Linked DNA regions of Homo sapiens: region 1 is linked to region 2. A link is a contact called in ENCODE Hi-C or POLR2A ChIA-PET data. All regions are on one chromosome and are shown on one strand. Each heading gives the region's core, a stretch centred on a gene start or an enhancer-like site at or near the end of the contact. The rest is flanking DNA. Distances are from core to core; before and after follow the strand shown.

The links. A loop is a pair of places that touch in the nucleus more often than their neighbours do. ChIA-PET counts read pairs that join two places held with the same protein, here RNA polymerase II (POLR2A). Pooled maps may share reads with other maps.
Region 1: a loop to region 2 is called in a pooled map, with 4 times the contacts of the local background. The contact joins the promoter of LINC02240 here to the enhancer-like site in region 2. A Hi-C loop is called at or near these places in 4 of 50 pooled maps. POLR2A ChIA-PET finds 5 or more read pairs at or near these places in 2 of 52 experiments (MCF 10A and SK-N-SH).

What each region holds. Positions count from the first base shown.
Region 1 is chr5:125,491,630-125,494,758 of GRCh38, reverse strand. It overlaps LINC02240 (long intergenic non-protein coding RNA 2240), which reads right to left and starts at 1,498. Exons shown (of 4, transcript NR_109887.1): 1 at 1,424-1,498. All of the region lies in intron 8 of LOC124901056 (a long non-coding RNA gene), which reads left to right.
Region 2 is chr5:125,196,579-125,200,060 of GRCh38, reverse strand. All of the region lies in intron 4 of LOC101927421 (a long non-coding RNA gene), which reads right to left. Among named protein-coding and RNA genes, the nearest start is that of LINC02240, 290 kb to the left of the region's middle. Within about 2 kb of position 1,345, at least 4 of the 41 ENCODE cell types and tissues checked have a DNase peak (open chromatin) inside an H3K27ac peak, as active enhancers do.

The DNA.
Region 1 (3,129 bases), core at 249-2,748, 290 kb before region 2:
TTCAAGTTTAACCATTAAGTATAATGTCTGTTATAGGTTTTTAATAGAGATCCTTTAACACTTCCTAATCATAGTTTGCAAATATTTTTAAAGATTAATCACTTTTATTTTAACCCCAAAATTCTGTATATATTAAAATTATCTCATGGTTCATATCATTTAATCACTTAATGAGGTGAGTTTTATTATTGGTGCTTGAATTCTTAGGACAAACCTTCACTGGTAAAGCCATATTATTTATTGTTATTTACTATGAGATAGATTTGTTTTCCTCATATTTTATTTGCATGCATTTTCATTAGTATAATGTATCTACATTTCCTTTTCTTGTATGTCCTGTTCAGTTTTGATTTTGTTAACAACTAAGTAATATCAACTTTGCATCAAAGTTTTACTAGTTTCAGAAAATAATTTGATTAGTACAGCAGAGAGATCTACTTACTTCATAATATCTCTCTCAATCTGTATTTTTTCTTTCTTTCTTGATAGGAGATCTCTGATGATATTCCAGCATATTTTCTGCTCACTCTTACCTAGGTGTGACCATGCCATTAGCTCCAGGAGGGCTGTTGTGCTCTTATGTGAAATGCTTCTCATGACGTTATGCATGGACAATATTGAAGCGTGATATAATGGCTTTGGGTCTAGTCAAAGAGATATAAACAGAAGGGCTACAAGAGATCTCTAGGAAGGTCTCTTAAAAGAGAAAGTGTGGACTTTAAGTCTTCTCCTTTCCTTCTGTGTGTGGCACATTGGATATGATTGTTAGAGCTCCGCCAGCCATATTGAGCCATAATATGATCTTGAAAATGGAAGCCCATATACTGAAGATGGTGGTGGAAAAAGATTAGAACCTGGCTGTCTGAAGACACTGTAAAGTTGGCCTGGCATGCCAGCCATGAAAAGTGTATGTGTATTTGTACGTAATGAACTTCTATCTTGTTTAAGCTGCTGTGTCTTTAAGGTTTTTAGGCATATACAGCTGAATCTAATGCTTATTAATACTGGTAGTGTTTGTATTCCTTTTATTTTAGTCACTGAAATAATGGATTTAAAGTAAGAATGATCTATTACTTAGTTTGTTAACAATTTTCTATAAATCCTTTGGCTTTCAATATGCAGTTTGTTTCCTTCTCAGGAAAAGGGGCTCAAGGTAAATACAGAGTTACTGCTCTTCAAACTCTCATGGAGAAGTAGATCTGCATGGCCCAAGGGGTGGACTGTGGTGCTCAAGGTTGTAAGCTACTCAGATAGAAATGATCTACTTAGAAAATAATCAGTAATAAACCCATAGAATTTCAAAGTATGAAGTAGAAATAGAATTATAAAGAGACCTGAGAAATTCAGAGCCACAGCAGTAGAACTAGAATATCATTTTCTGAAGTTGGCCTCCTGCGCACCAGCCACTTTGTGCTCATCCTACCTGATCAGCATGATGTTATCGATGAAATGGCTTCATGTGATGTTCTCCAGGGCATCCATTAGAGGAGTTTCATACTGGGCAGAAATAGTCTTGCCCTAATACCTTCCCCATGCTCAGGCATTAGCTGGGTGCAGTTCAGAATGAATGGCCTTGGCATGAATCCCATGAGGGATCAGAAGATGCAACAGCTGTAGGCTAGCAGTCAATTATCTCACCTCCTCCCCTGGCAGCAAGTTCTTTTGAAGGAAAATCTGGAAGGCATAACTTCCTGACTGTCACAGAGCCTAAATTCCCTTTTGTCTGATAGTAGCAGTGGAACATCTATACATAAGTAGTGTATTACACATGGTATATTACAAATGCTATATCTGATAGTATACACGATATTAAAACTGCTATTAACACCACAACTAATTATCTGGTTATTAGATTATTGATTATCTAGATTACTTAGTGAATTATTTGATCATTATGCATGCTCTTTTTCTTACTGTTTCTTCTTCAATTCTATTTTTTCTGTTTTTAGTTTACTGTGCTGTATTCAATCTCAGTTTCCTGGAATTTTATAAACACAGCACACTTCTTCATCAGTAAATGTTAGATTTTTTTTCCCATTTTCAAGGATGTAAAAATAAAAGTTGAACAAACATTCAAATAGCAGAGTTTTTACAATCAGGCATATTCAACCCGAATTTCATAAAATAAAAAAAAAAAGTTCTCAGCAAACAATTTGCAAGTATGAAAGATAATAATAAAGAGAAAAGAGGAGGAATCATTGTGATAATAAAACATCCATATCTCACATTGTCTTTTAGTGAAAGCACAAAAAGTATTCCTGCCCATATGTGCAGAAAATGCAGGAACTACAAAAGGTACACTTCTCATCTTGTTTTGCCTCTGCCAAGACCAATTCTGAAGGGAAATAAAACAGAAACTGAAAGATAACACCAAATCTTAAAATCTTCAGAGTCTTTTAGGGACACTAATATCTATTTGTGTTGATTATGTGTATAGTGGCAGGATGTTATAGAGTACGTGGGAGTAGAAGTCAGGAGATAGGAGGGGATTTGTCAGAGAGGCAAAGTTTTAAGCTCTGCTGTTGTCTCTTTCCCGCATTGCCTTGGAATAGTCTTGGCTAGCCTCATCTTCATATAAATCAGGCTCACCTCGCCTGTGTTAGAGGAATGTTAGCAGGCTAGCACAAACAAGCTATTGGGTAAAGAGCTAAGAGAACTGGTACAGATTCACAACCCTTCAGCTCTCTGCCAAAATTTCAAATCCTGTCTTTCATTTATTTTGAAGATATTATGTGTAGATTTTAAAATTATGTATCTGTTAATGCTTTAAGAGTCCTTTTGAGTGCATTTTCATTGTCTGTAATTCTTCTTAGTTTTCATTCAAGCTGAATTATTTCTATGAGTATAGTTATTTTTATTAAATACCAGACATTGTATATGAACAATTATTTTTAATTGATTTCTCAACAAAACAACCGGCAAATCAAACCTGGAAACATAGGAAAAAATAATATATCAGGACCGAGTGGAATGTATCCCATACATTGCCAAGTAGGTTCAATGTTTTAAAATAATCAATATATTTTACTATATCAACAGGCTAAAAAAAAACTATATAATCTCAACAGAGGCATAAAAAGCATTTGACAAAATTGAATATGTTAATGATATTTAAAAAATATTTTCTCA
Region 2 (3,482 bases), core at 96-2,595:
AAGCCCAATAGTTTTACAAATTTCCAAACAGCTTTCATATTTAAGTTTAAAAAAGAGGAAGATAAGTGAAAACTTTGTATAACCCTAGATTTTCACTTACTCTGTAAGGAAAGAAAACTGAAATTATGTGTGGGTTTTGTTACTTTTTAAATTACAGAGATAGCATATTTCCATCTAGAGGGAAATCTATCATTCTAGCACAAAAGTAATTTTTCACGTCAACTGTGCATAACATCAAATTATAGCAAAAACATAGCTGTATACTTCCTAATTGTGGGAATTTTCATACGGTTTATTTCCAGCCAAACATTTTTCCTCTTCTACTAAAAGAAAATCAAGCAGGCTAAATTGAATTTTTATACATTACAATTTCCTGAAATGTAGTTGTTAATGCCTTCTGATGTGCCTGAAGGCATGAATCTTAAACTACCTTTCTCCCCCCAACCAAAGAACTAGGGAAATGAAAAAGACCCTTTCTGCTACTGGTATTAAATTTCCATCGTATACATTAATCTGCTTTCAGAGTATTCTCCTTCAGTGTATTTTCCATTAAGGGCCTATAATAAAGTCCTTGGTATCTTATGTTTAAAGAGCAATTGATTATAGAGCTGTGTATCCCCAAACTATGCATATTTTCTACAAACCACAGAAAAGCAGGGAGGGGTAGCTGGGATGAAGTAGAGGGGGAGGAGAAGATGGAGGAGGGGTTAGCCACATGCTCACTTTTATTTAACAAATCTGTTAAGAGCTTGGAAATAGTTCTCATTTTATAACACCAAGGTTATACTAAGCAATTTATTTCCAGCTAGGTTTTTTAAATAGAGATTAAATAGAGATTGTACTTCTCATCAATTATTTAATAGGCTTTGAGGTTGTGTGTGTGTAAACGTGTGTGCTTAAGAAGTTTTGGGGATACAGGAGTAAATGAGAAAAAAAAAAGGACAATAGAGTTTATAATTGCTAAACATATGATCCAAAGCTGTGTTTGAAATACCTGCTTAACAAGATAGCAAATGACTTGTCTCTTTTAAAAGGTATTTCTTTCTTTCTTTCTTCATTCTTTAGAACCATTCATCTAGACTATCTTGGAATATTCTCAGCAAGAATCCACTGCCTACTGTATCTTCCCCTGACAATTACTGTTGCTCCTTACCCTTGAAGCTTTGAAAGCCTGTGTAACATTAGCCTATCTAGCCCAGTGAAAATGTCTTTACAGATTAGTGTAATGTTAATACTGCTGGCTCCCCGCTTTTGACCTGAAGTGGAATATATTGCACTGCTGGAGCAGATGGAATCAGTTTCACTGGGCTACAGAGATTGGTTGGCTGCCTGCCAAAAGTTCAGTGCTAGTGGCAGTGGAAGCTCCAGCTCAGAATAGCAGGCTTGAATCTATTCTCTGCTCTTGGAGAGAAAACAAAAGTGTCACATAAGTTTGTGTAGAATCAAAATACGTTGGTTAAGATTGTTCATCTGCAGATGTTGACCCAGCATTTGAAAAGTAATTGAATCTTTTGGTGTAAAATGGAGACATCTTTATTCACTTTTGCTGAAAGACATGAGACAAAAGCCAGAGCAAAGAATAAAAAAAGAAATTATCTGAACTCCATTTAACCTTCCAGTTGAATGCCTATCTCACCATAAGAATACAAATGTGTACTTGTAGAGTGTTTAAAGCCTGTCTCCTATTTTATGACTGCAAATAGATCTTAGTCTAAAATAATAGATCAAATTCATAAATGGGGGAAAAAAGATAAGCTTGTATAGCCGAAGTGAAATAATTATCCAAATAGTTCCAAACCAGAATCTAAAACTGGGGATGTGGGGCGGGGAGATCTATTTCCTAAGTTATCCATACTAGCTTTATTATTGACTGCATCATTCAGATAAATGTTCAAAATCCTTGCTGGATTTGTATGAACAGAAAAAGCATACAAATATTTGAAATCATATCTTCCAAAATAGATTTGCCTGTTGATAGCTGTCCTTTCACCTGGAACACTGGGAACACTGATTAAAACCATTAATAACAGCAGCTGAAAACTATGGTTGTCAGATTTAGCAAAATAAATAAATAAATTATGATGTGTGGGGGACTAGGGGGCTCCAATTTGAATTTCAGATAAACAACTCATGATATTTTAGTATAAGAATGTCTCAAATATTGCATGGAATATGGAGCATGCACAATTTGGAATATACTTATACTAAAATATTATTCATTTTTCATTTGAAAGTTGACTTAATTGGGAATCCTGCATTCTACCCGGCAACACTGAAAGATGTACTCTTTATTTTCTTACTTCCTGAATGTACTAAGACATCCTTTCCTTCACACACACACATGCACACACACACCCTAACTTTCAATTAACACAGAGGGGTTTTTTGTATTTATTCATCAGGTTATCTCTAAGTTTATTTTAATCATATTTTCCTCTCAAGTACTGCCTTTCCACAGCAGTAAAACATATGCTGTTTGCTGCCTAAGTAGATGGGTAATGTAAGCTGTGATGTGGAGAGAATTCTTCTCTTATCCGTTCTCTCTGAGGGTGTAGTTACAGAAACATATATATGTGCTTTTATCTGTGATAAGAGCTACCATCTGCTAGCTGCAATGTGCACAGCTTACCGTCTGAAGTGCTTATACATATTATGAAAACACACAGCTTTTGTGTATGTTGAGAATACATATAGACTCTGTTCTAATAAACCAGAATATTAGCTTTTGAATATGTCAGATCGATGCAAAATATAACCATAATTATGGACAAGAACGATTAGAGCTGGCACGTTGCCATGTGTGTATTTATGCCAGTAGCATCTTTGAGATCTTTTAATATTGCATTATTTGCAACCTCTTCCTATGAGATAGTTATTTTAGAAAAATGGACCCTTTTCAATGAGGAAAGGCTTTTGCTTCATTCAAGGAGCAAAGTTTCATGCCAGGGATACCAAATCCCTGGGATATGGGCTCCATATACGTGAGCAACGGGAGAGACTGAGACCGCGCGACAGAACATATAAATCTGAGTTACTTTGACCTTTAATCCAGGAGAGCACGAAGAGAAATGCACTAGGAAGGTTGGTTTGTAGCTGTCTGGAGACTGATAAGCTGTAATAAAGGTGCACTCAGTTGCAATTCATCTAAAGCTTCCATTGCTATCATCCTCCTTTTTCGATTTTTGTTACCTCGAGTACTTATCTAAATCCCTTTCAATGCCAGCTTGAATGCACTTTGTGTTCTCTCCAACTGTGACTAGGGCTGTCTGTGTGCGTCCGTGTGCTACAGCACACTCTCTTTCCCCTTGTTTGACAAGAACCAATGCCAACACCTAATTAAGGATAAGCCACAGAGCTCTCGGCTTTATCTTTGTCAACTGCTCCATTCCTAGCTTTCTGCCTAGTTGAGTTTTTAATGACATAAGCAACAGTTCAGTTCAGCATTCCTCAGGCCCGTTCCAGATCTCAGTGACTAAATATGG